Linked DNA regions of Homo sapiens: region 1 is linked to region 2. A link is an interaction called in ENCODE POLR2A ChIA-PET data of the cell type or tissue named here. Cell type or tissue: Panc1. All regions are shown on one strand. Links, peaks and the distances in the headings refer to the core of each region. The heading gives the core; the rest is flanking DNA.

Region 1 (15,723 bases), core at 8,180-10,679, 55 kb before region 2:
GAGAGCCCAGAGGGAAATCTTCATTATCTTTGGCTTGGCAATGGTTTCTTAAATATGACACCAAAAACACAAGTGACAACAGCAAAGGTTGAGAAACTAGACTTCATCAAAATTAAAACCTTTTATGCATCAAAGAACAGTATCGAAGGACAGAAAAGGCAGTTCACAGAATGAGAGAAAATATTTGCAAATCACATATTTGATAAGGCTCTACTGTCTGGAATATGTAAAGAACTTTACAACTCAACAACAAAAAAAGCAAAGCACCCAGTTTTTAAAAATGGGCCCCGGATTTGAAGACATTTCTCCAAAGAAGATCTACAAATGGCCAACAAGCACGTGAACAGATGCTCAACATCATTCGTTATTAGGGAAATGCAAATAAAAACCACAAAGAGATGCCACTTCACACACAATAGAATGGTTATAATTTTTAAAAATGGAAAATTACAGCCAGGCGCCATGGCTCACGAGGTCAGGAGTTCAAGACAAGCCTGGCCAAGATGGTGAAACCCCATCTCTACTACAAATACAAAAAAATCATCCAGGCACAGTGGCAGGCCCCTGTAATCCCAGCTACTCAGGAGGCTGAGGCAGGAGAATCGCTTGAACCCAGGGGGCAGAGGTTGCAATGAGCCGAGATCACGCCCCTGCACTCCAGCCTGGGCGACAGAGTGAGACTCTGTGTCAAAAAAAAAAAAAAAAAAAAAAAAGGAAAATTACAAGCCTGATGGGGATATGGAGAAACTGGAAGCCTTGTACATTGCTGCTAGGAATGTAAAATGGTACAGCCTCTATGGAAAACAGTTTGGCAGTTCCTCAAAAAGTTGAACATAGAATTACAATATGACCCAGCAATTTAATGCCTGGGTGTATACTAGTATACAGGTGTTCAAACATTAACTGGCACACAAATGCTCATAGCAGCACTATTCGTAACGGTCCATAAAGTGGAAACAAATCAAATGCCCATCAATTAACGACTGGATAAATAATATTTAGTTTATCTATGCAGTGGAATATCATTCAGACATGAAAAGGAAGAAAATACTGATGCATGCTACAACTGGCATGAACCTTGAAAACATCATGCTACAAAAAAGAACCCCAGTCAGGCGCAGTGGCTCATACCGGTAATCCTAGCACTTTGGGAGGCCGAGTTGGGCAGATTGCTTGAGCTCAGGAGTTCCAGACCAGCCCAGGCACCATGGCAACAGCACGTTTCTACAAAAAAATACAAAAATTAGCCAGGGGTGCTGGTGCACACCTGTAGTCCCAGCTACTTGGGAGGCTGAGGTGGCAGGATCTCTTCAACCTGGGAGGTCAAGGCTGTAGTGAGCCATGATATGAAAGAAAAGAGGAAAGAAAAAGAAAAAGAAAGGAAGAAAGAAAGAAAGTGGAAAGAAAGAAAGAAAAAGGAAGAAAGAAAGAAAGAAAGAAAGAAAGAAAGAAAGAAAGAAAGAAAGAAAGGGAGAGGAAGGAAACAGACACAGACACAAAAGACCACATATTTTATGAATATATTTATATGGGATGAAACACACGGAATAAGCAAAGCCGGAGAGACAGGAAGTAGATTGTGGTTCTCAGGGCCTAGGAGGAGGGGCGGAATGGAGAATGTTTGCTTAATGGTTATGGTTTTTTGTTTTTTGTTTTGCTTTTTGTTTTTTTCTTTTGTTTTGCTGTGGTAAAAATGTTCTAGATAGTGATGATAGCTGTGGAACATTGTGAATGTGACAAAAAACAGTGAACTATTCACTTTAAATGGTGATTTTTTTTTTTTTTTTGAGACAGGGTATCACTCTGTCACCCACGCTGAAGTACAGTGGAGTGATCATAGCGCACTTCAGGCTCCTGGGCCCAAGTGATCCTCCTGCCTCAGCCTCCCTAGTGGCTGGAACTACAGGCACACACCACCATGCCTGGCCCCAAAGGGTGATTTTAAAAATGTTTTGTGAATCTTACCTCAAAAAAAGAAAGAAGGCCGGGCGCGGTGGCTCACACCTGTAATCCCAACACTTTCGGAGGCCGAGGTAGGCGGATCGCCTAAGGTCGGGGGTTCAAGACCAGCCTGGCCAAAATGGTAAAACCCCATCTCTACTAAAAAATACAAAAATCAGCCAGGCGTGGTGATGGGTGCCTGTAATCCCAGCTACTTAGGAGGCTGAGGCGGGGAGAATTGCTTGAACCCAGAGGCGGAGGTTGCAGTGAGCCAAGATCGTGCCACTGCACTCCAGCCTGAACGACAAAGCTGGACCATGTCTCAAAAAAAAGAAAAAAAAAAAGAAGGAAGGAAAGAAAAAAAGAGAGAGAGAGAGAGAAAGAAAGAAAGAAGGAAGGAAGGAAGGAAGGAAGGAAGGAAAGAAAGAAAGAAAGAAAGAAAGAAAGAAAGAAAGAAAGAAAGAAAGAAAGAAAGAAAGAAAAAGAAAAAAGAAAGAAAAGAAAGGAAATGTAACTCAAATCAGGCCAATGAGATACGAGGAGAGTTTTGTTAAATGTTTCCGAGGAAGTTCTTCCTGGCGCTCTGGCAGAGATCCTGGAAGTCGTTCTATTTTCTCCTCTGAACATTGTAATCCTTGAATATAAGGCCTCAAACAGTGGTGATCATCCCACCAACCCTTAAAAAAATGGTGCCTGTCTGTGGTCCTCACGAAATGAGCACTTGCCCAAAATTGTGCCCTGTGCTATGGAAGTGCCGAGTAGATGATTGGGGGCTGACATTCAGCCCGTATGTGTGGTTGTATCTTCCCGAAAAAGGAGATTTTGTTTGTTTGTTTTTAAGGAAATTGTCTGCTGCCCAGAGGAATCTCTCTCTCTCTCTCATCCATCTGTCCGTTCATCCGTCCATGGCCCATCCATCTGACCATCTATCCTTCCACCCATCACCCATCCACTTGTCAATCTATTCATTCATTCATTCATTCAGTTGTCCATCCATTCATCCACCACCCATCCATCCATTCATCCACCTGTCCATCCATCCATCCTTCCATCACCCATTCAACTCATCCATCTATCAATTCATTCATCTGTCCGTCCATCCATCCACCCATCCATCTCTTTATTCCTCATTCATTCAATACTAGAATATTCAAAGTCCCATGTCAGGTTTTTTGTTTTTTGTTTTTTAAGACAGGTTGGCTCTGTTGCCCAGGCTGGGGTGCAGTGGTCCCATCTTGGCTCACTACAACCTCTGCCTTCTGGGCTCCACCTCAGCCTCTCGAGTAGCTGTGACTACAGGCATGCACAATCATGCCCAGCTAATTTTTGTATTTTTTGTAGAGACGAGGTCTTGTTATGTTGCCCAGGCTGATCTCAAACTCCTGGGCTCAAGAGACCTACCCACCTTGGTCTCCCAAAGTGCTGGGACTACAGGCGTGAGCCACCACATCAACTGGAATACCTTTTTCTAATTTGGTTAAGATGACCATATATTACAAGTGGCCAGCCTGGGGTAAGCCATGAGAATATAAAGAAAGATAGCCACAGTCACAGGCATAAGTCAACCCTTAAACCTGCCAAACTGACCAGGCATGGTGGCCAACGCCTGTAATCCCAGAACTTTAGGAGGCCAGGTGCTGGATCACTTGAGGCCAGGAGTTCAAGACCAGCCTGGGCAACATGGTGAAACCTGGTCTCTACTAAAAATACAAAACTTAGCCAGGCAGGTAGTCCCAGCTACTCAGGAGGCTGAGATGGGAGGGTGTCTTGAACCCACAGGTGGAGGTTGCAGTGACCCAAGAGATCACGCCACTGCACTCCAGCCTGGGCAACAGAGCTAGACCTTGTCTCAATAAATAAATAAACCTGTCAAACATCTAGACTTCTGGTTATGTTTAAGATTAATCTTTTTTTTGGCCAGGCGTGGTGACTCATGCCTGTAGTCCCAGCGCTTTGGGAGGCCAAGGTGGGTGGATCACTTCAGGTCAGGAGTTCGAGACCAGCCTGGCCAACATAGTGAAACCCCCTCTGTAAAAAAATACAAAAATTAGCCAGGCGTGGTGGCGCGCGCCTATAGTCCTAGCTACTCAGGAGGCTGAGAATCGCTTGAACCCAGGAGGCAAAAGATGCAGTGAGCCAAGATCGTGCTACTGCACTCCAGCCTGTGCAACAGAGAGTGACTTCATCTTAAAAAAAGAAAAAGAAAAAGAAAAAAAATAGGATAGGCACGGTGGCTCACGCCTGTAATCCCAGCACTTTGGGAGGCCAAGGCGGGCAGATCACAAGATCAGAAGTTCGAGACCAGCCTGGCCAACATGATGAAACCCTGTCTCTACTAAAAATACAAAAATTAGCTAGGTGTGGTGGCACATGCCTCTAGTCCCAGCTACTCAGGAGCCTGAAGCAGGAGAATCGCTTGAACCCGGGAGGCGGAGGTGGCAGTGAGCCAAGACCATGCCATTGCACTCCAGCCTGGGTCACAGAGTGAGACTCCGCCTCAAAAAAAAAAAGAAACAGAAAAAGAAAAGAAATTGATATTTTAAAACCAGTAAGAGAGTTTGATTTGCAACCAAAAAAAAAAAAAAGTTTAACCAATAGGAGGTTATTTTGTTTTAAGAGCAGAAAAAATAGGATGAAAGTAAATCAGATAGGTAGCTACCTATTTGACACATTCCTCCAGCTTACCCTGAATAAACCTGCCCAAGTATGTCCACTATCCATCCATCCCCTGAAAGGGACTGAGGAAGATCTATTATCTAGACAAATTCTTCTGGGACATAATATTTGGACATTTTAAACTTCCCCATAATCTGTCACGCATTTTCTGTTTGATTCATCATTGATCGACAAGCCAATTACTGTTCTTACCTACCATTTTATATTCAGGGACATTTAGTTCTTTTTTTCTTTTTTTGTTTTTTTTTTTTGTTTGTTTGTTTTTTTTGGCGAGACGAAGTGTCAATCTGTCACCCAGGCTGGAGTGCAGTGGCGCGATCTCGGCTCACTGCAACCTCCACCTCCCAAGTTCTCATAAATGTTTTCTAGAGTTTTTTGGAACCCCAAATTTAATATGACATTCAGACCAAGATGCAATAAACAAACATTTATTGATCACAAAAAAAAGAGAGAAGGCTAGATGCAGTGGCTCACACCTGTAATCCCAGCACTTTGGGAGGCCGAGGTAGGTGGATCACTTGATCTGCCAGAAGTTTGGGGCCAGAAGTTTGGGACCAGCCTGGGCAACATGGCAAAAACCAGTCTCTACTAAAAATACAAAAAGTTAGCTTGGAGTGGTGGTGTGTGCCTGTAATCCCAGCTACTCAGGAGGCTGAGGCTGGAGGATCACTTGAGCCTTGGAGGTGGAGGTTGCAGTGAGCCAAGATTGCGCCACTGCGCTCCAGCCTGGGTGACAGATCGAGACTCTGTCTCAAAAAAAATAAGAAATGAAAGAGAGAGAGAAGGAAGAGAGGCCAGATGAAGTGCTGGAGGCTTCTGAAGTGGTACGTAAGAACCAGGAATGGAGAATGTGTAGTTAGGGACAGGAAGAGAAAAATCCTAACCATAGTGTCTTTATTTATTTATTTGTTTGTTTGTTTGTTTTTTGAGATGGAGTCTCACTCTGTTGCCCAGGCTGGAGTGCAGTGGCACAATCATGGCTCACTGCAACCTCTGCCTCCCAGGTTCAAGCCATCCTCCTGCCTCAGACCCTCTAGTTGCTGGGATTACAGGCACGTGCCACCATGCCCGGCTATTTTCTGTATTTTTAGTAGAGATGGAGTTTCGCCATTTTGGCCAAGGTGGTCTCAAACTCCTGACCTCGGGTGATCCACCCGCCTCGGCCTCCCAAAGTGCTGGGATTACAGGCATGAGCCACTGCGCCCACCGATGGTGCCTTTAAACAGTACTCTTGATTCCAGGTGACAGAAATTCAAATTAGCCTAAACCATCATGTATTGGCCCATGAATCTAAAATGTCCAGTGGCAGAGCTGGCTTTGGTCATAGTCCAGGAGCTCAATGGTCTGTGTCACTTCGTTCTACTTTCTCTTTGTTGGTGTCATTTCAACAGGTTATTCTCTGGCAGAGGCAAAGGTGACACCCAACCACTCCTGCCTCTATCCTACCTAGCAACCCCAAGGCAATACACTCTGTCTTGTCCAATAGCTGCAGCAGATGTCTTGGGTTTGAGCCTCATTGGCCCTTCTGAGTGTCACATGACCACACCCGAACCAATCAGTGAGACTGGCGAGGCTGGGTGAACTGTCTTGAATGGCTAGACCTGGGTCTTAACACCCACCCCTGCAGCCAGCCCCACTGAGAGGGCTGAGGGCGGGTGAGTCAATGGTTCCCCAAAGGGAATTTAGGGTACTGTTTCTGAAAAAATGGACAATGAAGGCTGAGTGGAAACAGCAGTCATGGAAAGCACACAACAGACAAGTGCCTTTCTCTCTGCCTCTGCCACTCAAGGCCGCCTTAAGTTCCTCCAGTGTGCTAATTGTTCCCCCGGGTCTTTTGAACACGTTGTTCTGTGTTTTTTGAATGCTCTTCCATACCTGTGCCTAAGTAACACCTGCTTATCCTTCAGCTGTCAGCCCCAACATCATCTTCTCAGGGAAGCTGTAGCACTTGTATTTTCCAAAAGTGGCCACAATTATTCATTCATGAGTAGATGCTCAATAATATCTTTTGAATGAACGCATGCATGAATAAAAGGTTAAAATGTAAACAAAGTGATCTTACACTCTTATTGAGAAGGGTGGCCTGTGTTCCCTTCCGTTGAATCCAGATGAGCTTGAGGCTACTGTGGAACTGACATGGTGTGACTTTTTTTTTTTTTTTTTTTTTTTTGAGATGGATTTTCACTCTTGTCACCCAGGCTGGAATGCAATGACGCAATCTCGGCTCACTGCAACCTCCACTTCCCGGGTTCAAGCGATTTTCCTGCCTCAGCCTCCCAAGTAGCTGGGATTACAGGCGCATGCCACTACACCCAGCTAATTTTTGTATTTTTAGTAGAGACGGGGTTTCACCATGTTGGCCAGGCTGGTCTCTAACTCCAGACCTCAGGTGATCCATCCGCCTCAGCCTCCCAAGGTGCTGTGATTATAGGTTTGAGCCACTGCACCTGGCCAATAATATCTTTTGAATGAATGAATGCATTAATGAAAAGTTAAAACGCAAACAAGGTGACTTTGACACTCCTGTTGTGAAGGGTGGTCTGTGTTCCCTTCCCTTGAATCCAGACGAGCTTGAGGCTACTGTGGAAGTGACATGGTGTGACTTCTGAAACTGGTCATAAAAGGTGAAAAGCTGGCCGGACATCGTGGCTCACATCTGTAATCTCAGCACTTTGGAAGGATGAGGCAGGAGGATCATTTGAGACTAGGAGTTCAAGACCATGGAGGAGTGGAGTGGACTGGGCTGTGACCTGCCAAGGGCAACAAGCAAGACCCTGTCTCTCTCTCTCTCTCTTTTTTTTTTTTAATAAATATGCCAGCCTGGCCAACATGGCAAACCTAGCCTCTACTAAAAATACAATAATTAGCTGGGCGTGGTGGCGCTCACTTGTAGTCCCAGCTACTTAGGAGGCTGAGGCACAAGAATCACTTGAACCCAGGAAGTGGAGGTGGCAGTGAGCCAAGATCATGCCACTGCACACCAGCCTGGGTGACAGTGAGACTTTGTCTCAATTGAAAAAAAAAAAAAAGATATGAAAAGCTCCCACTTGGCTCTGTTAGGATGCTCCATCTTGGAACCCAACCACCATGCCATAAGGAAGCTCAAGCAGCCCGTGGAGGGGGCCCCCATAGAGAAGAAATGGGATCCCTGCCCACAGCCCTGGCTGAGTTCCCACCTGACAGCAAATACCAAATTGCCAGCCATGTGACTGAGCCATCCACAAAGTGGGTCTTCCAGAATCTTGATAACATTGTACTCAGTGACAGAAGCCAGACACAATAGGCCACGTAGTGTATATTCCATTTGAAGTGTCTAGAACAGACAGATCTATAAAGACAGAAGATAGATGAGTGTTTCCAGGGACTAGGGGAAGAGGGAATAGAAGAGACTGCTAATGGTATATATTCTGTTGTTGTTGTTCTTGTCATTGTTGTTTAGAAACAGGGTCTCATTCTGTCACCCAGGCTGGAGTGCAATGGTGCGATCATAGCTCACTGCAGCCTGGAACTCTTGGGCTCAATTGATCCCCCTGTCTCAGCCTCCCGAGTAGCTGGGACCACAGGTGTGCGCCACCACATCCAGATAAGTATAGGATTTCTTTTTAGGGAAAAGGAAATATCGTGGAATTAGATAGCAATAGTTGTACAATCCTGTGAATATACTAAAAAGCATTGAATTGTATGGTTTCACATGGTGAAATTTATGGCATGTAAATTATATCTCAGAGACAACCAAAAAAAAGTGGGTCCTCCAGCCCCTGTCAAGCTGCCCCATGTTGAGCATGGCATGTGGAACACAGACTTGCTGTCCAGGCCACATCCTGCCCAAATTGCAGATTTGGGGGTGAAATCAATGATTGTTGTTGTTTTAAGCCACTAAGTTTTAGGACAGTGTGTTGCATAGAAACTCGTGCTGTCCAACCTGGCTAACTTTGTGAAACCTCATCTCTACTAAAAACACAAAAATTAGCCAGGTGTGGTGGCACACGCCTGTAATCCCAGCTGCTTGGGAGGCCGAGGCATGAGAATCGCTTGAACCTGGGAGGCAGAAGTTGCAGTGAGCCGAGATGGTTCCACTGCACTCCACTAAAAATACAAAAATTAGCCAGGTGTGTTGGCACAAGCCTGTAACCCCAGCTACTTGGGAGGCTGAGGCATGAGAATTGCTTGAACCTGGGAGGTGGAAGTTGCAGTGAGATGAGACGGTGCCACTGCACTCCAACCTGGGCAACAGAGCAAGACGCCATCTCAAAAAAAAAAAAGAAAAAGAAAAAAAGAAAAGAAAAGAAAAAAGAAAAAGAAAGAAAGAAACACATGCTGATATGGAAGCCTTCCATAACCACCAACCTAGGCTAGGTTATGGCCCCTGACTGTCTCAGAATCTCTGCATTTTTCATTATAGTATTTATCTGAGTTTGTAATTAAATATTTGATGAATTGCTGCCCTTTCTCTTGGCCAGTGAGCTCTATGTGAGTAGAGACCGTGTTTACTTTTTTGAGACAAAGTCTTGCTCTGTTGCACAGGCTAGAGTGCAGTGGTGTGATCTCAGCTCACTGCAACCTCCACTTCCTGGGTTCAAGCGATTCTCCTGCCTCAGCCTCCCAAGTTGCTAGGATTACAGGCATGTGCCACCACCATGCCCAGATAATTTTTGTATTGTTACTAGAGACGGGTTTTGTCATGTTGGCCAGGCTGGTCTCGAACTCCTGACCTCAAGCGATCCACCCACCTTTACCTCCGAAAGTGCTGAGATTACAGGCATGAGCCACCTCACCCAGCCAGGATCCTGTTTATTATATTTACTCTAGTATCCTTAGTGCCTGGTACATAGTAGATGCTCAATAATATCTTTCGAATGAATGAATTCATGAATGAAAGGTTAAAATGCAAAGAGATTTAGGGTCCAAGTGGAGGGTTCCTAGGGTCTTCCTAGTTGAGTAGGAGACAGAGTGACCAAAGAGCAGGTGGAAGATGGAGGTGAGGTAGAGGATTTGCGGAGAATGGAGAACATCTGGGAAGGGGAGAGGAAGGATGAGGAATTTGACAAGAGAAAACTGGAGCATAAATATGTTCTTACACACCTAATCCAGGCCATCTGGTGTCGAGGCGACAAGAATGGAGACCATGGAGGAGTGGAGTGGACTGGGCTGTGACCTGCCAAGGGGGGAATGGTGAGGAAATAGCCACTTTTGTGTGTGTGTGTGTGTGTGACAGGGTCTAGCTTTGTCCACCAGGCTGGAGTGTAGTGGCATGATCTGGGCTCACAGCAACCTTAGTCTCCCGGGCTCAAGTGATCCTCCCACCTCAGCCTCCCAAGTAGCTGGAACTGCAGGTGGGTATCACCATGGTCAGCTAATTTTTGTAATTTTTGTACAGATGGGGTTTCGCCATGTTGCCCAGGGTGGTCTTGAACTCCTGAGCTCAGGTGATCTGCCCGCCTCAGCCTCCCAGAGTGCTCAGATTACAGGCATGAGCCACTACGCCCAGCCCACTTATCGAGTGCCTATTATGTCCTAGGCACTGTGCTAAGTTGTTGCATGCATTAGTTCATTTTATTTATTTATTTATTATTTAATTAATTTTATTTTTTAAAAATTTTATTTATTTATTTAATTTAACTAAGTGCTCTTCATGCATTAGTTCATTTTATTTATTTATTTACTTATTTATTTATTTAATTTTTTTGAGACAGAGTTTCACTCCTGTTTCCCAGGCTGGAGTGCAATGGCGCCATCTTGGCTCACTTCAACCTCCGCCTCCCAGGTTCAAGTGATTCTCCTGCCTCAGCCTCCCAAGTAGCTGGGATTACAGGCACCCGCCACCACACCTGGCTAATTTTTGTATTTTTAGTAGAGATTTAGTAGAGTAAAGTGCTGGGATTACAGGCGTGAGCCACCGCGCCAGGCCCATCTTATTATGATATTATTATTATTATTATTATTATTATTATTATTATTATTATTAGTTTTTGAGATGGAGTCTAGCTCTGTCACTCAGGCTGGAGTGCAGTGGCACAATCTCAGCTCACTGCAACCTCCACCTCCTGGGTTCAAGCGATTCTCTTGCCCCAGACTCCCGAGTAGCTGGGACTACAGGTGCAAGCCACCACACCTGGCTAATTTTTGTATTTTTAGTAGAGACGGGCTTTCGCCATGTTGGCCAGGCTGATCTCGAACTCCTGACCTCAGGTAATCCACCCGCCTCGGCCTCCGAAAGTACTGGGATTACAGATGTGAGCCACCGCACCTGGCCCATTAGCTCATTTTAGCCACGATAATATCCCAGGAGTTAGGTACTATTATGGCCTCCTTTTAATAGCTGTAGAAATGGAGGCCCAAGAACGTGTGTGGTGGCTCACACCTGTAATCCCAGCACTTTGGGAGGCCAAAATGGGCGTAATACTTGAGGTCAGAAGTTTGAGACCAGCCTGGCCAACATGGCAAAACCCCATCTCTACAAAAATACAAACATTAGCTGGCATGGTGGTGCATGCCTGTAATCCCAGCTCGTCAGGGGGGCCAAGGCAGGAGAATTGCTTGAAGCCAGGAGGCAGAGGTTGTAGCAAGCCAAGATTGCGCCACTGCACTCCAGCCTGCACAACAGACGGAGACTCCAACAAAGAAAGAGAGAGAGAGAGAGAGAGAGAGAGAGAGAGAAGGGGAGGGGAGGGGAGGGGAGGAGAGGGGAAAGGGAAAGAAAGAATGAAAGAAATGGAAGCTCAGAGAGGTGCTTTTTTTTTTTTTTTTTTTTTTGCCCAAGGCCACACAGGTACCCAGGATTCACCATCCAGTTCAGTGTAACAACAGAGCTTGCGCAGATAACCAGGATGCTGCAGTGGGGCTCTAGGTGGAAAATCAAAGCTTCAAGGAGATCAGGGACATGTGTGTAAGAATCTTCTCGCAAACCAGGGCAGCAGGGAGGGTCCAGTCATGGAACCAGGTGCCACCTCACCTGGCTGAGTTCAAGATTGGCTCTAACCCAAATCACCTGCAAGACCTTGAGCAACATACTTAACCCTTCTCTGCTTCAATTTTATTTTTGTTACATTGATCGAAAGTCAGAAAGGAAAGGAAGTCCTCATTGGTACAGAGGTTAGGAAAATTGGAAGAGATTTTGGAGAGGGTATCAGGTTTATCCTACATTCTTTATCAGCATGAAAAAGTCCTCCTTTGGGCTTTTTGTTTGTTTTGATTTTTGTTTTTTGTTTTTGGGGTTTTTTTTGAGACAGAGTCTTGCTCTGTCGTCCAGACTGGAGTGCAGTGGTGTGATCTCGGCTCACTGCAGCCTCCGCCTCCCAGGTTCCAGCAATTCTCCTGCCTCAGCCTCCTGAGTAGCTCGGACTACAGGCGCCCACCACCATGCCCAGCTAATTTTTGTATTTTTAGTAGAGACAGGGTTTTGCCATGTTGGCCGTGCTGGTGTTGAACTCCTGACCTCAGGTGATCCACCCACCTCGGCCTCCCAAAGTGCTGGAATTACAGGGTTGAGCTAGCCAAAAAAGTCTTCACTTGGTTAAGCACAGTGGCTCACACCTGTAATCTCAGAACTTTGGGAGGACAAGGTGGGAGGATCACTTGAGGCCAGGAGTTCAATACCACCTTGGGTAACATAACAAGAATTTGTCTCTACAAAATATTAAAAAATAAAAAAAAATTAGCCAGGTGTTGTAATGGTACGCACCTGTAGTCCCAGCCACTCAGGGAGGTTGAGGTGGGAGAATCGCTTGAGCCCAGGAATTCAAGGCTACAGTGAGCTATGATTGTACCACTGCACTCTAGCCTGGGCGACAGAGCAAGACCCTATCTAAAAAAAAAAAAAAAAAAAGGCCGGGCACAGTGGCTCACGCCTGTAATCCCAGCAATTTGAGAGGCTGAGGCGGGTGGATCACTTGAGGTCAGGAGTTTGAGACCAGCCTGGCCAACATAGTGAAACCCCATCTCTACTAAAAATACAAAAAATTAGCCGGGCGTGGTGGTGGGTGCCTGTAGTCCCAGCTACTCAGGAGGCTGAGGCAGGAGAATCACTTGTACCCGGAAGGTGGAGGTTGCAGTGAGCCAAGATCACGCCATTGCACTCCAGCGTAGGCAAGAAGAGCGAAACTGCATCTAAAAAAACCAAAACAAAACAAAACAAAAAACTCTTCACGCTAGGATCTGTGAGTTCACAGAACAATTACACATCATAGATTTGTCTAGTCCAGCCCAAGTATCAAATACTCTGTCTACTTACTGGACAGATGAAACTAAAGGACCTTGAACCGGGCATCAGACTGTTTTTGCGTCTGGCCAAGTCTCTTTCCAGCTGTTTGACCTTGGGCAGTTCCCTTTAACTCCCTAAGGCTTGCTTTCTTCATCTTAAAATCAGGATGACAGTAGCATCTACCTCTTGAGATCACGTGAGAAATAAATGCAATGACGCATGAATAATGTTTCATACTGTATCTAGTATAGGGTGAGTACTTCTTCAAAAATAACAGCCACACCTTTTCCTAGGATTGCATGCAATGCAATAATATTGCAAATAAAGGCGGTTGTTGTTTTCTTCCTTAATAAATCAGGAGAGAATTAGGATTCTTTTGGGATTCAGACTAATCTCTTTGAACCAGCAGTTTGGATTTGGTTGCCATAGTGTCCTGGGCCATGAATGGCTGATAGAGAGACATGTCATATTTTCAACAGTTGCCTTGACTTGTCTGATGAGATGCCGTTTCTATTAAGTAGCTGTCTCCAATTTGTAAAATTCCATCTGTGGCTTTCCCCAACCCTTATTTTCCAACAGCCTCTCACTCCAGATCCTAAGAAAAGGCATATCTACCTGGAAGAAAAGAACTAAATCTTGGTAAAAGACATTTACCTTTTCTGAACTCAACCTTTAGTTTTTGTTCAACTGAGTTCCCCTGACAAAATGCATTTCAGCAAGATTTACTTCCAGAATTTCTTTATCTCTAATGCTTTTAGTAAAGAAGGCATTGAATGAATTTATTGCTCATCCCTCTGAAAGTGACCTGAGAATGTCAATGTACCTGTAGGATTTATTTTACTTCCTCTAAAGGACTGACAGTAATATCCAGCACCTTCCCCCCACTAAAAACATTCCACTTTGAGGCCAGGTGCAGTGGCTCATGCCTGTAAGCCCAGCAATTTGGGATGCCAAGGCGGGAGGATCGCTTGAGCTCAGGAGTTTGAGACCAGTCTGGGCAACATAGTGAGACCCCATCTTGATTAAAGAAAAAAAGTTCACTTTGAAACCTCTGGGCAGAGTGCAGTGGTTCACACCTACAATCCCAACAATTTGGTAGGCTGAGGCAGGAGGATCGCTTGAGGTCAGGAGCTTGAGACCAGCCTGGACAACATAGTGAGACCTTGTCTCTACAAAAAAAAAAAAAAAAAAAAAAAATTTTAATGAAACTTCTCACGTGACAATTTTAATCATGAGAACTATGTACATGCCACAGTCTGGAACTTGGGATCTCAAATGGTCATGGATTCCGTGTTCTCAGTCCCCATACAGAAGGGAGGAGGGCTGGCCTTTGGACTCCCCCAAATCTGGGTTTGAATCCCAGCTCCACCACTTTAAGTCTGGTTGCTCTGGGCCAGTTATTTAATGTTCTCTAAACATCAGTTTCGTCTGTGAGATGAGCTACCTTGCAGGACTTCATTCGGTCCTTCTACAAATATTTGTTCTACCGGAGCAGAGCAGGATAACAAGGCATCTGTCCTGTAAAGCAGTCCATTGGGCACCCAATGTGAAACAGAGCCTCAGCCCCACATAGGCTGCAATGCCACAGTGTGGTCCAGGGTTAGGGAATTCTGGGGAGCTCTGAGGGTGCCTACATTCCTGCTGTGCTCCTGGCACACATTGAGGAGAACGCCCTCTGCTCTGAACTTACTGAGTGATGAGTCACCCTTGAGCACCTGAGGAAGTGGAGCAAGTAGACCACAGGCAGCCTGGACCTGCCCCTGGTTTCTAGGATTGAGTCACAGCCTCCCTGGAAGACTTGAAAGAGAGATCAATTCGATCAAGGCTCCAGGGCTGGATCAAAGCCTAGGAAGTGGGGGAAAGGGAGGAGGAAGTTGGGCTTCTCCACGGTCCCAGCAAAGGCCTCAGCCTACAAATATTCTACAGATATTTGAAGAAGGACTGAATGAAGTCCCGCGAGGTAGCTTATCTCACGGATGTAACTGACATTTAGAGAACGTTAAGTAACTGGTCCAGAGCAACCAGACTTGCAGTGGTGGAGCTGGGATTCGAACCCAGATTTGGGGGAGTCCAAAGGCCAGCCCTCCTCCCTTCTGTATGGGGACTGAGAACAAGGAATCCAAGATTATTTGAGATCCCAAGTTCCAGACTGTGGCATATACATAGTTCTCATGTTTAAAATTGTCATGGGGAAGCCGGGCGCTGTGGCTCATGGCTGTAATCCCAGCACTTTGGGAGGCAGAGATGAGCGGATCACTTGAAGTCAGGAGTTCAAGACCAGCCTGGCCAACATGGCGAGACCCCATCTCTACTAAAATATATAAAAATTAGCCAGGTGTGGTGGTGGGCACCTGTAATCTCAGCTACTTGAGAGGCTGAGATGAGAATCACTTGAACCTGGGAGGCGGAAGTGGCAGTGAGCTGAGATCGCACCATTGCACTCCAGCCTGGGTGACAGAGTGAGACTCCGTCTCAAAAAAAAAAATTGTCATGTGGGAAGTTTCATTTTTTAAAAAAATGTTTTCATAGAAACAAGGCCCTACTATGATGCTCAGGCTGGTCTCAACCTTGTGGCCTACAAAGGCCTCAGCTTACTCCCTCAGCAAGCTCTGCCAGTGAGGCGGTCCTACAGAATTGTCCCAAACTGGGGTGAGAGGGCTGGAACTTGATACCCCAGCATGGACCAGGCATCGGAAGCCGCCTCCCCTCGAGCCAGGGGTATGACCTCGGACCTGGGAGAAGGGCATTGGTGATGCACCTCTGTTGGAAGCTTCCTTTATCTCTATGCCCCTCCCTCTTCTCAGACCTTTCACCCCCCAAGATACATTTGAGAAGAAGAATCGAATTAGCCAGGAAAGCTTTAGGAAGAAATGACATTTAAACAGACCTGGAGACCAGGCACGGTG
Region 2 (15,723 bases), core at 8,172-10,671:
TGAATGGTGTCATCAGAAAGGTTCCAGTGCCAGCACCAATCAATGACTGTCCCAGTGAGAGCTTGGTCAAATCCCTTTACCCCTGCAGGGACTCAATTTTCTCACCTGCAAAATGGGGGTATTAATAAAGCCACCCCCCGCACCCCCGGCCCCCAGCCCCTCCACCTGGTTGCAAGAGGAGTGGTTGTAGACTAAGGGCCTGCGTCAAGTACAGAACCCAGGAGGGGTCTGCCCAACTTTAACCCTCTCTCCAAATCCTCTAGCCTGAAGCAGCAGAAACCCACGTGGGACTGGGGGCTGCCCCCTTCCGGGCCTTCCCCAAGCAGAGGGGTCCCCATCTAGCCCCGCGGGGCAACGGCGGCCGGTGGCTGCGTGAAGGGCCCCCTCCCCCGACGCCGGGGAGCAGGAAGGCCACTCGGCACCATATTTAGTCAGGGGGAGCCGGCAGCCCAGAGCTGGTATGCGGCGCTGGGAATTCCTGCAGGAAGGAGTCCGCGCCTGCCCTTTTTGGGTTGTCTCCCGCCCGCCGCTCCCGCCGCTCCCGGGGAGGGGGACCGGCCCGGCCCGGCCCGGCCCGGGAACCTCGGAGGAGCTGGTGCCGCGCGGGGAGCGGAGCGCCCGGGCTGCCCGCGGGTCCCCGGCCTGGCGCGGGGCCAGCCCACCGCCTCGACTTCCTTTTATGGCCTGTGTGTGCGTGCGTGGACAGGAGCGGGGAGGGAGGGACGGGGAGAAGACGGAGAGCCTGGGGAAGAGAGAGAGAGAAAGCGCAGAGATAGGAGTGAGACACGCGGGAGAGATGGAGAGCAAGAGACACAGAGACCAGAGACAAAGTGAGACAGGAGGGAGAGACAGATACATCGACAGATCTAGAGAAGCGAGAGGGACAGAGACAAAAGATAGAGCGAGAGACAGCAATGATCAGAGTGACAGACATGCAGAGACAGTGGCAGAGACAGAGCGAGAGAGCCTGTGATGGAGAGAGACAGGGAATGCAATTTTAGGCGAGGAATCCTTGGGGAAGGGAAGTTGTTGAAGGGAACTCGCAGACTCTGGGGGCACACCCACTTTCTCCTTGGATCTTGACACTTGCATCTTGTAAATAACGTAATTATCACCGCCACCGCCTTCCCCCATTTTGTAGCTATGGACACCAAGTCTCAGAGAAGTGAAGTGACTTGCCCAAGGTCACGCAGCTGGCGAGTGGCGCACAGGGGAGGGGGACAGCTGAAATAATCACAGTGGGCTTATTTTTAATTTTTATTTGTATTTTGGTCGTGGTGATGTGGGTGGAGGTGGAGATGGCAAGTTGGGAAAAGTAAAAACTTCCCCTTCCTGCACGGTTCCCAGCAAGGGTGGGGGCCTCCTGTCTTGCACTTTGCAAAGTTCAAGAAATCCCCTTTCCCTACCCTTCACGCTGCACAGCCGGCCCTCTTTCCAGACAGTGCGATGCCAATAAAATGGGAAGTGGGGTGGGAGATGTCAAGTCAGATCCACCACAGCCCCGACACGGGGAGGAAGAGGTTAAAGCCTTTGCGGCCGGAACCGACTCAGGGAAGACGTTCTCAAGCATCCCGCACAGACACTGCCTGCTCGACCCCCTTTCTCTAGGGATCCGGAGCGTCTGCGACCGCCTGGGGCCGGGGCTGAGACTCCCGTCCCTGTGCGCACCTGTTCCGTGCGCCCTTGTGCGGTGCGCACCTGTTCCGTGCACCCTTGTCCCGAGCGCCCCAGCTCCTTGCGCTCCCGCCGGGGGTGCGCCCTGCAGGGGGCGCGGCGAGGGGGCCGCGAGGGACCCTCCCCAACTCCACCCCTTCGGCCTCCTCCCCTTTCCCAGCCGCGGGCAGCTCCGGGTCTATAAAGAGAGGCGTCCGAGGACGCGCAGGGAGATTTGGACGCTCCGGCCTGGGAGGTGCGTCAGATCCGAGCTCGCCATCCAGTTTCCTCTCCACTAGTCCCCCCAGTTGGAGATCTGTAAGTAGTAGTTGTCATTCTGGGGGCAGATTGCAGGGCAGGGGGGTGTTAAAAGTCCTATAGGGTATTCTATAGGGGCTGGGGTGCACTTAGGGGTCCCTGTTGTCAACCTCGTAAGGGCCATGGTGGGGGCAGAGTTGTGATTTGGATCTCTCTCTGCCTTATCGTCTTAGATTATCCTAGACTTTCCCCAAACAGCATTTCTTAAGATTGCCAGTGAGAAGTACCATTTTGGGGGTGCTTATTAACGATATCAATGCCTGGACCCAACTCCATTTCCCAACTCTAGAATCCCCAGAAAAACTGCCTTAAAAAAAAAAAAATTAGTCCCGAGTGATTCTTGTTAAGAGGCTAATCCAGGAGATATGCTCCCTTGGAAATCTCAGAGGTCCGGTGCAGACAATCAAGGCATCTCACTTTTATTCTAGGCACCAAAAAATTTACAGCTGAACTTCACTGAAAAGTCACTTGCTATCACACAGAAGGGCAAAGTGAGGCTCCTTGTGGATTTGACCGTATTGCACAGTTGTGTTGATAATGCATTAAATCAGTTAAAAACACATGGGCATAGGCTTAGCAGAAAGGAGTGTTGTTGTTTTTTTTTTTTAATCAGTTTAGGGGAGGTTCTTCTATGTTGAGAACCCCTGGGAGATAAGGCTGGTTGTGATCTAGTTTGTTACAGCCCACTTTTTCCTCTTCTCCAAATTAAAAAAAAAAAAAACAACTCACCCAGGTTGACCCCAAAGGGCCCCCAGATACCCAGGTGGGCTCCAAAGTCTCCATTTGCTTCCACGATCTGCAGGTGCGTTAGGTAAGATTACACTAGAATTTCCCGCAGAGCCACCTGTGTCAATGCCACTCTCGTGCCCAACCAAATGGGTAAAACGAGAGAAAGTGTGGCTACTGCCTGTTGTAAGTTTTCTTCCAGCACAGGGTCTGGTAGGGATTTTGCCACTTGAGAAAAGGTACCATCCAAAGCCATGCTTGTCAAGAAGTAAAAGAAAATATTTAGAAACCCAAGGTGGGAGTGTTTAGTTGCAGTATGAAGAACTGAGAGATTAAATGGTGAACTGTCCGTCCGGGGTTTGGCAAAAAGAATGCAGGCTATTAATAAACTGCTTTGCATAGTTTTTTGTTTCTTTGATTTACTCAACGATACTATTTTAGAATTGTTCAGAGACGGAACTTGACGCTGAACTGAAAGTCATTAGGTGGCAGGGTGTGAAATAAGATAGAGAATTTTGTTTGAAGGAAATTGATGTTTTCCCTTTGAGATAGCTACCGTTGATGGAACACTTCAGTGCCACATGCTGTTGCAACATTTAACTTAATTTATCTCATTTAATCTTTGCAACAACTTCATAAGAAAGGCTTTATGATGCCTGTTTAGTATACAAGGCAGCTGAGGCTCAGAGAGGTAAAGTGTCACACAGCCAGCAAGTGGTAGAACCCATTCCCGGGTCAGTTTGAGTCCAAGTTCATACCCTTGACCCCACTATCTTTCTTCTTTACCATGGACACAAACTTGTTGGGGTCAGGTTTCTGGTGGGACTAAATGCTTCCAACAAAGTAAATGTTTATCACCGTGTCCTTTGAAGAAAACATAAACTGACTTTTTGCACATTTAAAATAAAAGGCACTGTTTGTCCCCTGATTGAGGGGGTGACCTAGCTGAAACCAGTGACCCTAGGTGGGCTGCCATGCCGAGAGTCCAGAACGTGAACTAGCTGGGTCTTTTCCGAGAAGCCGCCAGGCTTGCCTTGTAAACACCATGTTTTTTTATTATCATGTCCGAAATAGATGTGTTATTCCGTACAAGGTATCTGTTATGGATTTGTTATCATTACTTTTCCGTGGGAGGGCAGAGATTGAGGCAAACATGCCCATTTATGGAAGCGTTTTCCATGAGGCCATCCCCGGCCCCCTCGTCAGTTACCCAGCCTTGCACCGCAGCCCGGTTGGTCCTGGCCCTGGGGATTTGTCTACCATGTCCCTCACCCATTGAAGAACTAGTGGAGAAACCCTAAGGAGAAGAGATTTGGGAGGAAAGTGGGATTCTTTTTTCCTACCCCCTCTTATTCAGAGGTTTGATTTTTTTGGGTGGGGGGTGGGAGGGAATTGTCTCCTTTCCACAGGTCTTGAATCCAAACAGGTGGGTCTTCCACGTTAGGCACAAGCGTGTAATTCCAAGAGCAGATATATAGTAGATTTTTCTTGAAAACCAAGTTCAATATTCAATCCAGTAGAATCATAGAAGGCCATAAGCAAATTTAAAAATCATCTCCCGCACCTCCCCAAACCTCACTTTCTCATCCGGGAAATGGGGCTAATGAGAATAACTCATGTTTTTTGGGCACTTTTGCCTGGCGAGATGCTAAACGCTTTGTGGACATTATCTTACGTCTTCATAACAACCCTTTAGAGTAGATACTGTTATTCTAACTGGCTTTATTTTACACATATGGAGTCTGAATAACTTGCTTAAGATAGCTCAGCTAACCAGTAAGGAAAAGAAGATTCTACAAATCTAGGTCTTTCTAACTCCAGAGTTTCACAGATTACCCTCATGGGAGGATTTGATGAGCTAATGTGTATGAAGGGTTTAGCACAGTGCCTGGCCCCTGGTAAGCTTCAGTGATGGTTATTTATAGCAAACACAACCAGAGAGTTCAAGATGTTTGCTCAGTATGGCATGGCTCATCTTTGGCAGAACCGGGAAGCCTAAACTATGTGGCCGTTAAAGGAGAAGCTTCTCTTAATTTTCTTCCCTTTGATCTCATAAACCTCGTTTCTATTTGGGCTGAAAGTGGTGATTAGAATCTTTAATATATTAAGCTACCATTCCTTACCTGGATTGGGAATGTTACAAATTCCAATTACATTTGTTTAGGGTTTTGTTTGTTTGTTTTTGAGACAGAGTCTTGCTCTGTCGCCCAGGCTGGAGTGCAGTGGTGCGATCTTGGCTCACTGCAACCTCCGCCTCCTAGGTTCAGGCACTTCTCCAGCCTCAGCCTCCTGAGTAGAGAGTAGCTGGGTTTATAGGCGCCCACCACCATGCCTGGCTAATTTTTTGTATTTTTAGTAGAGATGGGGTTTCACCATATTGGCCAGGCTGGTCTCGAACCGCTGACCTCAAGTGATTCGCCTGGCTTGGTCTCCCAAAGTGCTCAGATTACAGGCGTGAGCCACCGCGCCTGGCTTATTTAGGGTCTTGATGGCATACTTTAAGGGATGGCCTTTTTGCTCTCTAGGTCTTCTCCTTCCACTCCTGACCTTTCAACTTTTAACCCTGGCCACACAATGGAGGAAAGACTGAATTTAGAGAAAGGCAGGCAAGAATTTGAAAGAAACCTTGTATGTGATCCAAGGACAGAGGAAGAAGCTGCTCACAGTGGCTGAAAGGGGAGGTCGGACATCTGTGACTTGTATCAGGGTTTCAGGGGCTAAGGAGGAACAACCTCATCAAAGTTGCTAGGAAAGGGCCATAGAGGCCAGGTATGGCAGGTCATACCTGTAATCCCAGCAATTTGGGAGGCTGAGGTGGGGGGATGGCTTGAAGTCAGGAGTTTGAGACCAGAGTGGGCAACATAGCGAGGCACCATCTCTACAAAAAAATTTTTAAAATGAGCTGGGCATGGTGGCATGCATCTGTAGTCCTAGTTATTCAGGAGGTTGAGTGAGGCAGGAGGATTGCTTGAGCCCAGGAGTTCAAGGCTGCCGTGGGCCCTGATTGCATCACTGTTCTCTAGCCTGGGCAACAGAGTGAGACTCTGTCTCAAAAAAAAGGTGAGGGGCATAGAACTTTACTGTACCAGGCTGAAAAATACAAGGCCCAGAGAGGGCAAGTGACTTGCCTAGCATCACCCAGCGAGTTTTGGGCAGAGCTGAGACTTGTAACTCGAAGACCTAAGGATCTTCCACAGGCTAATGAATAGCTTGTTTGTGCTCAAGGGATGAAGCAGTGAGTTGTTAGGACAGGACTGTGAATAGGGCTGACATATTCAGATGTGTCAAACATCGCTAATGCCATCTCTGAGTAAATTAGGCTTCAAACAGATCGGGATTCTAATCCTGGTTCCCCAACTTTTGCAAGGGAGGGCCTTGCATTTACCTTTCAAGACCCCGATAGGCTTAGCAGGAAAATGGGAATAATAGATAATGCCACTCTTTCATCCTTGGACTTTTTGTCTAATTATATGAATTTATCTGTAGGATAAATTCCCAGAAATGCGCTTGCTGAGTTAAAGGGCATGCGTATCTAAAATTAATAGATATTGCAAATGACTGGCTAAAGACATTGCAGACCAGGTGCAGTGGCTCACGCCTGTAATCCCAGCACTTTGGGAGGCCGCAGCAGGTGGGTCACCTGAGGTCAGGAGTTCAAGACCAGCCTGGCCAACATGGTCTCTGCTAAACCCTATCTCTACTAAAAATACAAAAATTATCTGGGCATGGTCGTGGGCACCTGTAATCCCAGCTACTCGGGAGGCTGAGGCACGAGAATCGCTTGAGCCTCAGAGGCAGAGGTTGCATTGAGCCGAGATCACACCACTGCACTCCAGCCTGGGCAAAGAGTGAGACTCGGTCTCAAAAAAAAAAAAAAAAAGGCATTGCAAATTGCAACTTGTTGCAGTCACATATGACAGCAGTCCCCATCCTCTTGGCACCAGAGACTGGTTTCGTGGAAGACAATATTTTCCAGGGTGGAGTGGGGAGGATGGTTTTGGGATGAAACTGTCCCACCTCATCATCAGGCATTGGTTAGATTCTCATAAGGAACGTACAACCTAGATCCCTTGCAGGTGGAGTTGGCAATAGGGTTTGTGCTTCTGTGAAAATCTAATGCTGCTTATCTGACAGGAGGCGGAGCTTAGGCAGTGATGGTCACTCACCCACCGTCCCCTCCTGCTATGTGGCCTGGTTCCTAACAGGCCATTGACTGATACTGCAGCACAAGGGTTGGGGACCCCTGACATAGGAGACTATACATTTATTTTAAGCTGTGGTATGCCAGAATTGTAAAATATAAAACACAGTGGGGCTTTTAGGGCCAGAAATAATCAGTTCTTGCTCGCTTCCAGAAGCATCCTTCACAGGGGCTACCGTAACTCTTGCCAACCAAGTTCTCTTGGTTGGGAGGAAAAAATAGTGTTATGCATTAAGAGAACTTCTTTCTGGAGTTACTTGAAACCATTGGTATTCAGATGATTAGGCAGATGTCACAAGGCAATAAGAATGTGACAGGTTCACCATTCACTTTTTTTCCTGTAAAAGTGAAGTAGGGCTTTCTTGGGAACAAGCCCTTGGGAGGTGGGGGGATGTGAATGGTGAGGGGAGGGTAGAAATGGTGGAGTAGGGTCAGGGGCAAGAAAGGGACTTTCTGCTAAGAATTAATCGGGTGTCCATTTACTCTTAGCAGAAAACTAGGATTAGATTCTGGATTGTACTCCTGACTCCAAATTTTACAAGTGGGGGTCTTGCATTTACCTTCCAGGACCTCGGTCATCTTAGCAGGAAAATAGCAATAGCAGGTGATGCCACCTTACAGAGCGCTTAGGAGACAGTGAGATGGTCTATATAGGAAGCTGTCTGGCCTGATACCTGATGAATACAAGGGGCCCAATAAATACAGTGGCTGTTATGAATAATAGATCTAAACTGCCTTTTTGGTACTACTGGGGACCTGCCAAGCAGGTGCATTTAGAGTGCCCAGTGCCTCTCCCTGCGACACATTTGATGCCTCCCTACACCTGGACCAGGCCTTGAGCGAGGATTTCCACTGCAGAGGTCCTTCCAGCTGGCGAATTGTGTTGCAGATCAGGTTCAGAGAACTTCTGTTTTGCCTGTGTGGCATTCATTCATTCGTTTATTTGAAATAGAGATGGGATCTCACTGTGCTGCCCAGGCTAGTCTAGAGCTCCTAATTCAAGCAATCCTCTTGGCTTGGCCTCCCATAGTTCTTGGATTACAGGTGTGAACCACTGTATCCAGCCCTTTATGACATTTAGAATATGAGCAATTTTTCTTTTTTCTTTTTTTTCTTTTTGAGATGGAGTCTCACTCTGTCACCCAGGCTAGAGTGCAGTGGCATGATCTTGGCTCACTGCAACCTCTACCTCCCAGGCTCAAGCGATCTTCCCACCTCAGCCTCCCGAGTAGCTGGGACTACCGGCATGTGCTGCCATGCCTGGCTAATTTTTGTATTTTCTGTAGAGATGGGGTTTCACCATGTTGCGCAGGCTGGTGTCAAACTCCTAAGCTCAAGCGAACTGCCTGCCTTGGCCTCCCAGTGTTGGGATTACAGACGTGAGCCACAGTGCTGAACCCTGCATGGTATTTAGAATATAAGCAATACTCTAACATCTGGTCTGGGTCACTCTGTATTACTTACCTGATCTCCAAAAACATTTGGGTTTTTGTCTCTGGTCCAAAATCTTTAGCCAATGGCTTGGCAGTAAAATCCTGAGGGAAGCTGTTGACCAGGTGAGGTGATGTGCAAATCCTATACTCTCTGGGCTCTGGGATATTTAATTTACTATTTATTTATTTATTTTCAAGACAGAGTTTTGCTCTTGTCGCCCAGGCTGGAGTGCAGTGATGGGATCTCAGCTCACTGCACCCTCCACCTCCTGGGTTCAAGCGATTCTCCTTCCTCAGCCTCCTGAGTAGCTGGTATTACAGGCGCCCACCACCACACCTGGCTATTTTTTGTATTTTTAGTAGAGACGGGGTTTCACCATGTTGGCCAGGCTGGTCTTGAACTACTGACCTCAGGTTATCCGCCTGCCTCGGCCTCCCGAAGTACTGGGATTACAGGCATCAGCCACCATGCCCGGCCTAATTTACTTTTTATTAATGCTGAAGCAGAGAGGGCAAGATCTTTTGCCCCTGAGTTCTTCTGGGAAAAATGAAACTGATGGTAAAACAAACTAAAGCAACCTGACATTCTCAGTTGGTCCAGTTTCAGCCCTTTGACTGGGAGTCACAGACGGGTCCCATAAAATGGTAGAGCTGGGCCAGCCTACCATTGATTTATTTTCCCTAAATGAAAAATACAAGGCCCAGAGAGGGCAAGTGACTTGTCCAGAGTCACCCAGCAGGTTTGGGGCAAAGCTGAGACTCGTTACTTGACATCCTAAGGTCTTCCAGAGGCTAATGATTAGCTTGTTTGTGCTCAAAAAATGAAGCAGCCTGGGCGCGGTGGCTCATGCTTGTAATCCTAGCACTTTGGGAGGCTGAGGCAGGCAGATCGCTTGAGCTCAGGAGTTTGAGACCAGCCTGGGCCACAAAGTGAGACCCCTGTCTCTACAAAAAAATGCAAGAATTAAAAAATTAGCTGGGTGTTCTGGTGCGTGCCTGTGATCCCAGCTACTTGGGAGGCTGAGGTGGGAGAATGGCTTGAGCCTGGGAGGCAGAGTTTGCAGAAAGCAGAGATCGCGCCACTTCACTCTAGCCTGGGCAACAGAGCCAGACCCTGTCTCAAAAAAAAAGAATGAAGCAGTTGTTGGTCAGGACAGGACTGTAAACAAGGCTGACACACTCAGATGTGTCAAACATCGCTAATGCCAAAGGTGACAGAGTCATTTGTTTTCATCCAAACATTCGAGAAAGTTGGACGAGGTGACTCACGCCTGTCATCCTAGAGCTTTGGGAAGCCAAGGCAGGAGGATCATTTGAGATCAGGAGTTTGAGACCAGCCTAGGCAAAATAGCAAGACCCCCATCTCTACAAAAAATAAGCCGGGCATAGTGGCCCACACCTGAGGTGGGAGGATCCCTTGAGCCCATGAGTTTGAGCCTGCAGTAAGCTATGATTGCACCACTGCACTCCACCCTGGGCATATAGTGAGACCCTTCCCCCAACCAAAAACATTGAGAGCAGCTCTTGATGAGTGAACTGTACTTCGTGGTCAGCAGTTCTGGGTAGTAATTTCAGAGATGTCCTTTCAGCCCTTGGAGCTGATGCAGGACCTTAAACATGAGCGATGGTGGAGGAGGGAGGGTTGGGAAGGTGCATCAAGGTAGATGAAGAGTGTCCCTGGGGTTGGGCCAACTGGCGGTCCGTCTCTGGTCCAGTGTGTTCACCTTGCCCCCGTCTGATCTTCTGCAGTTGGTATTCCGAGTTGAGTTTGACTAAGTGAGAGCTGCTCTCAGCTTTAACTGCCTTTCCCAAGACAGCCCTTGTTTTTATTCTAAAGCTGTGGTTCTCAACTGGAAGCAGTTTTGCCACCCCAGGGGACATCTAGCAGTGTCTGGAGACATTTTTGATTGTCATGAGTGGAGGAAGGGGTGCTACTGGCATCAGGTGGGCAGAGACCAGGGATGCTGCGGAACATCCCACAATGCACGGAAGAGCTCCCCTCACGACACAGAATGACGCAGCCCAAGAGTCACAGTGCAGAGTTTGTGGCCAGCTGCGGTGGCTCACGCCTGTAATCCCAGCACTTTGGGGGGCCAAGGTGGGAGGATTGCTTGAGGCCTGGAGTTCAAGACCAGCCTGGCCAATATGGTGAAACCTCATCTCTACTAAAAATACAAAAATTAGCCAGGCATGGTAGCGCATGCCTGTAGTCCCAGCTACTTGGGAGGCTGAGGCACGAGAATCACTTGAACCCAGAAACGTGGAGGTTGCAGTGAGCTGAGATTGCGTCACTGCACTCCAGCCTGGGTAACAGAGCGAGACTCTGTGTCAAAAAAAAAAAAAAAAAAAAAAGACTTAGCAACTATTATTACTAGTATTAGTATTATTAATTTGTCAGGCTCACTGAATTTTCTCAAAAATTTGGCAAATTTTTAGGAAAACATTCTCAAAACATTTGGCAAATCTGTGGCTAAATGTTGTTTTGGGGACCCAAGGCTCGTAGGAGCAAAACAGCTTTCAGGTTTCCGGATCTGCCAGAGACTCAAGTGTCCTGTTGTGTGTTTTGTGTCTCAATGAGGGAAAGGGGAATATGTAGCACCTTCCAGATGGATTTGACCTTGACTGCGCCACTGTTTGAAGAGCTTCTCAACCTCCGCAGCTCCACCCCAGCCCAGATATTTCAGGGAATTAGGGTTCCAAGGGGCATGCTATGGAAAACACCATTCTAGCATGAGTCGAAGCTTCTCATCCCCCATCTTGCTGTCTTTTGACCAAAGCAGATTTTGCACGTCGTAACTGTCAGAGACATCAAAGCCAGAGGGAATCCAGCCTGCTCCAAGCTCTCCTTTTTTGTACAGAGACTGAATCTTTGCACTTGATCTTGTTTGTGTTTTTAAGTCTGAGGTTAGACAGGGTCCCAGGCAATGGAGGCGTGCGTGTCCTTTTATTTTTCTGTTGTAGCTTTTGCTATTTTTTCTGACTTTTAAGGCAACTCATCCACATGGCAATTAGGAAGAGCCCACTTAGGGCTGGGCACAGCGGCTCATGCCTGTAATCCCAGCACTTTGGGAGACCGAGGCAGGCAGATCACTTGAGGTCAGGAGTTCAAGACCTCAGCCTGGACAACATGGTGAAACCCCGTCTCTACAAAGAATACAGGAAAATAGCTGGGCATGGTGGCAGGTGCCTGTGGTCCCAACTATTTGGGAGGCTGGGGTGGGAGGATCACTTGAGCCTGGGAGGCGGAGGTTGCCGTGAGCTGAGGTCATGCCACTGCACTCCAGCCTGGGCGACAGAGCAAGACCCTGTCTCAGAAAAAAAAAAAAAAAAAAAAGAAGTCCACTTTACTTGTCATAGTGCTTAGAACAAATGAAACACTCTCCTAGCCCTCTTGGGATGTAATTGGCTACCATCTGCACAAACTCTTCATTATTGCACAAGAATATCAATATACTTAATGCTACTGAACTGTGTTTAAGTGGCCGAGGTGGTGAATGTTAGCTGTATTTTACCACAATTAAAGATAAGAGGGAAGGAAAATGAAGTGTACTTTACAACCAAAAAAGTACGCTTGATGTGCAAAAAAGTGTGCAGCTTGATGAATTTTCAAGAGGATATATTTTTTATAGATGGGGGTCTCACTCTGTCACCCAGGCTGCAGTGCAGTGGCATGATCATGGCTCACTGCATCCCCGACCTCCTGAGCTTAAGTGATCCTCCCACCTCAGCCTCCTGAGTAGCTGGGACTGCAGGTGCACACTATCACAACCGGTTAATTTTTGTATGTTTGCTAGAGACAAGGTTTCACCATGTTGACCAGGCCGGTCTCAGCCTCCTGGGCTCAGGTTATCCTCCTACCTCAGTCTTCCACACAGGTAATTAAAAAACATTTTTTCTTAGAGATGGGTCTTGCTGTGTTGGCCAGGCTGGTCTCAAACTCCTGGGCTCAAGTGGTCCTCCCATCTTGGCTTCTCAAAGTGCTGGGATTACAGGCGTGAGCCATGTCACCTGGCCCAACAGTTTGATGAATTTTCAGAAAGTGAACACTCATAGGGCTGGCATTCAGATGAAGATCTAGAGGTCAACCCTCACAAGCCCCCCTCACGTTCTGTCCTTGCAATCATTGCACACCGGAGACTCATTCATTCCTTATCTGAGTTCTATCACCGTAGATTAATTCTGCCTGGTTTTGGACCTCAGTTCAATAGTCACAGAACCTGTGCTTTTTGTGACCACCTTCTTTTGCTCAAGGATGTGTTGTGAGATGTCCTTTTTTGTGGTGTGGAGCTGTAGTTTACTTCACCTGATTCGAGTCCTATTTTGGGTGTTTGTAATGTGTCAGGTACTGTGCCAGGTGCCTTACAGGATTGATTCCTTTATGGGCATCTGACAAGCCCACCCACCTTATGTGAAAGGCAGAACCAAATAGACTCCAGAATGAGACCCAGGTTTGGGTCCCAGCTCTGACACTTCTTTTTTTTTGAGATGGAGGCTGACTCTGTCGCCAAGGCTGGAGTGTAGTGGTATGATGTCGGCTTACGGCAACCTCCACCTCCCGGGTTCAAGTGATTCTCCTGACTCAGCCTCCCAAGTAGCTGGGGCTACAGGCACGTACCACCAATCCTGGCTAATTTTTAATTTTTGTATTTTTAGTAGAGACAGGGTTTCACAATGTTGGCCAAGCTGGTCTCAAACTCCTGACCTCAAGTTATCCTCCCACCTCAGCCTCCCAAAGTTCTGGGATTATAGGCATGAGCCATCACACTCGGCCTACTTGTGATCAATCTTACTTCATCTTCACACCCTCCCATTTCTCTTACGCATCCTCCAGTTTCTCTCTCTCTCTCTCCTTCTTTTTCTCTCTCTCTCTCTCACACACACACACACGATCTGCTGCGACACCTTAAGAAACAAGAGATTATCAGGGAATGATTGAATATTTTGCCGCATTTCCTATTTTGCTGCCTGTTTAAACTAACCTTGGTTATACTATTAAAAGAAGACGCGTCGTATCAAGCCACTTCTGTGACTATGGCTGTCCAGAAATAAACATAATTAAAACATCCAACAGTAGTAAATGCTATTGGTTAGGAATGAGCGAAGTGGCTTAGAGTCACCGGAAGTGAGAAAGGGTATAGAAACAGAAGGTACTTGGTGTAGATCAGGGGTGTCCTATCTTTTGGCTTCCCTGGGCCACCCCAGAAAAAGAAGAATTGTCTTGGGCCACACGTAAAATACACTAGCACTAATGATAGCTGATGAGCTAAAAAAAAAAAAAAAAATCGCGAAAAAATATCATACTGTTTTAAGAAAGTTTATGAATTTGTATCGGGCCACATTCAAAGCCGTCCTGGGCCCCATGCAGCCTGTGGGCTGCAGGTTAGACAAGCTTGGTGTAGAGAGTTTCATCTAAACTTCATGGCAGCTCTGCAGGGCACCCGTTAGGTCCCCAGTATTAATATACAGTAAATCTGAGTCTCAGATCTACGTAAGTCACCCAGAAGCACGCATTCTGCAGTGGCAGAGTCACGTTTGAATTAGCATCTGATTGCAAAGTCTGGGTGTCTTTACATGACTACAGGTTATCTTACCTCTCAAGAGGAGGCAACCAATCAAATGTTGCCAGCACCAATGAACTTGTACTTTATTTAGGCTCAGAAAGATCTTTTAGGCTAATGAAAATGCCCTATATTTATGAAATGTTCTCGTTCTCTGTGGCTTTCTCTTTTTTGAGACAGGGTCTCACCCTGACACCCAGGCTGGAGTGCAGTGATGTAATCATAGCTCACTGCAGCCTCAAACTCCTGGGCTCAAGCAACCCTCCTGCCTCAGCCTCCTAGTAGCTGGGACTACAAGCACGCATCATCATGCCTGGCTGATATTTTTTTTAAGGGATGGGGTCTTGCTATAATGCCCAGTCTGGTCTCGAACTCCTGGGCTCAAGCAATCCTCCTGCCTTGGCCTCCCAAAATATGGGATTATACATGTGGGCTACTGCCAGCCTCTTTTCTTTCAATTATTTTTTAATCTATGGGTTCCCCTCCTTTTTGTTTGTATTTTATTTGTTAAAGAAAGAGAGTACTGGCCGAGCGTGGTGGCTCACACCTGTAATGTCAGCACTTTGAGAGGCCAAGGCCGGTAGATCACCTGAGGTCAGGAGTTTGAGACCAGCCTGGACAATATGGTGAAACCCCGTCTCTACTAAAAATACAAAAATCAGCCAGGCGTGGTGGCATGCACCTGTAATCCTAGCTCCTCGGGAGGCTGAGGCAGGAGAATCACTTGAACCTAGGAGGTGGAGGTTGCAGTGAGCCAAGATCCCGCCATTGCACTCTAGCTGGGCGACAGAGCATAGTCTCTCACCTTTGGGAGTTTACTGCATTGTTTAGCATGCTCTCCTGTGCCTTGCATTTTCCATAGACAGGCGTCAGATCTGGAGGCTTCATCACCTTCATCCCCCATCTCCATCCCCTTTTCTTTTGAGCAAGAATATGTCATTAGTGGTAACGGCACTTCCTGTAGTGGCCCATCTGCAGGCATGTAATGTTTATAATGTCTAGTCAGCTCTCTCTTTTTGTGATGTTAGGGTTAATTAGTAGATTTAGGTGATGGCAGGCGGACCCATCCCTTAAAAATTCCACAAGAGCTCTTCATCTGATATAGTCAGTCTTGTGGTGGGGACCCTAGACCAGCATCATCATCATCACCCGGAAGCTGGTTAGGAATGCATATTCTTGGGCCCCATCCCAGTCCTACTGACTCAGAAGCTAATGCACCAGGAAATGTGAGCCCCATTGGCCTAATGGTTTTAGCAATTACTGGTAGAACTTGCCAACTTGCCAAGACCCTTTCTTTCTTCCTTTCTTTCTTTTTTTTTTTTTGAGACGGAGTCTCACTCTGTCGTCCAGGCTGGAGTGCAGCGGCGCATCTCCACTCACCCACTCACTGCAAGCTCCGCCTCCCAGGTTCACACCATTCTCCTGCCTCAGCCTCCAGAGTAGCTGGGACTACACGCGGCCGCCACCACGCCCGGCTAATTTTTTTTTTTTTTTTTAGTAGAGACAGGGTTTTGCCGTGTTAGCCAGGATGGTCTCGATCTCTTGACTTCGTGATCTGCCCGCCTCAGCCTCCCAAAGTGCTGGGATTACAGGTGTGAGCCACTGTGCCCGGCCTCTTCCTTCCTTTCTTCTTTCTTTCCTTCCTTCCTTCCTTGGCAAAGTCTTGCTCTGTTGTCCAGGCTGGAGTACAGTGGCATGATCTCGGCTCATTGCAACCTCCACCTTTGGAGTTCAAGTAATTCTCCTGCCTCAGCCTCCTGAGTAGCTGGAATTACAGGCACATGCCACTATGCCCAGCTAATTTTTGTATTTTTTAGTAGAGACAGGGTTTTCC

Evidence for each region. Peaks named below come from ENCODE experiments on the same cell type or tissue, not always from the same donor. Only the 100,000 strongest peaks of a DNase experiment are listed, where the experiment ranks them.
Region 1: POLR2A ChIA-PET joins it to region 2 with 8 read pairs; 4 of 35 experiments call an interaction of 5 or more read pairs at or near these places.

What each region holds. Positions count from the first base shown.
Region 1 is chr16:15,898,647-15,914,369 of GRCh38, reverse strand. It overlaps LOC107984869 (a long non-coding RNA gene), which reads left to right. Exons shown (of 3, transcript XR_001752339.2): 2 at 9,709-9,789; 3 at 11,378-11,822. Among named protein-coding and RNA genes, the nearest start is that of CEP20, 18 kb to the right of the region's middle. RefSeq lists an enhancer at 13,933-15,132. In Panc1, for the core only: no CTCF peak of the experiment used is centred there; no DNase peak of the experiment used is centred there.
Region 2 is chr16:15,843,189-15,858,911 of GRCh38, reverse strand. It overlaps MYH11 (myosin heavy chain 11), which reads left to right and starts at 1,884. Exons shown (of 41, transcript NM_002474.3): 1 at 1,884-1,971. RefSeq lists an enhancer at 337-838. In Panc1, for the core only: no CTCF peak of the experiment used is centred there; a DNase peak (open chromatin) is centred at 9,551.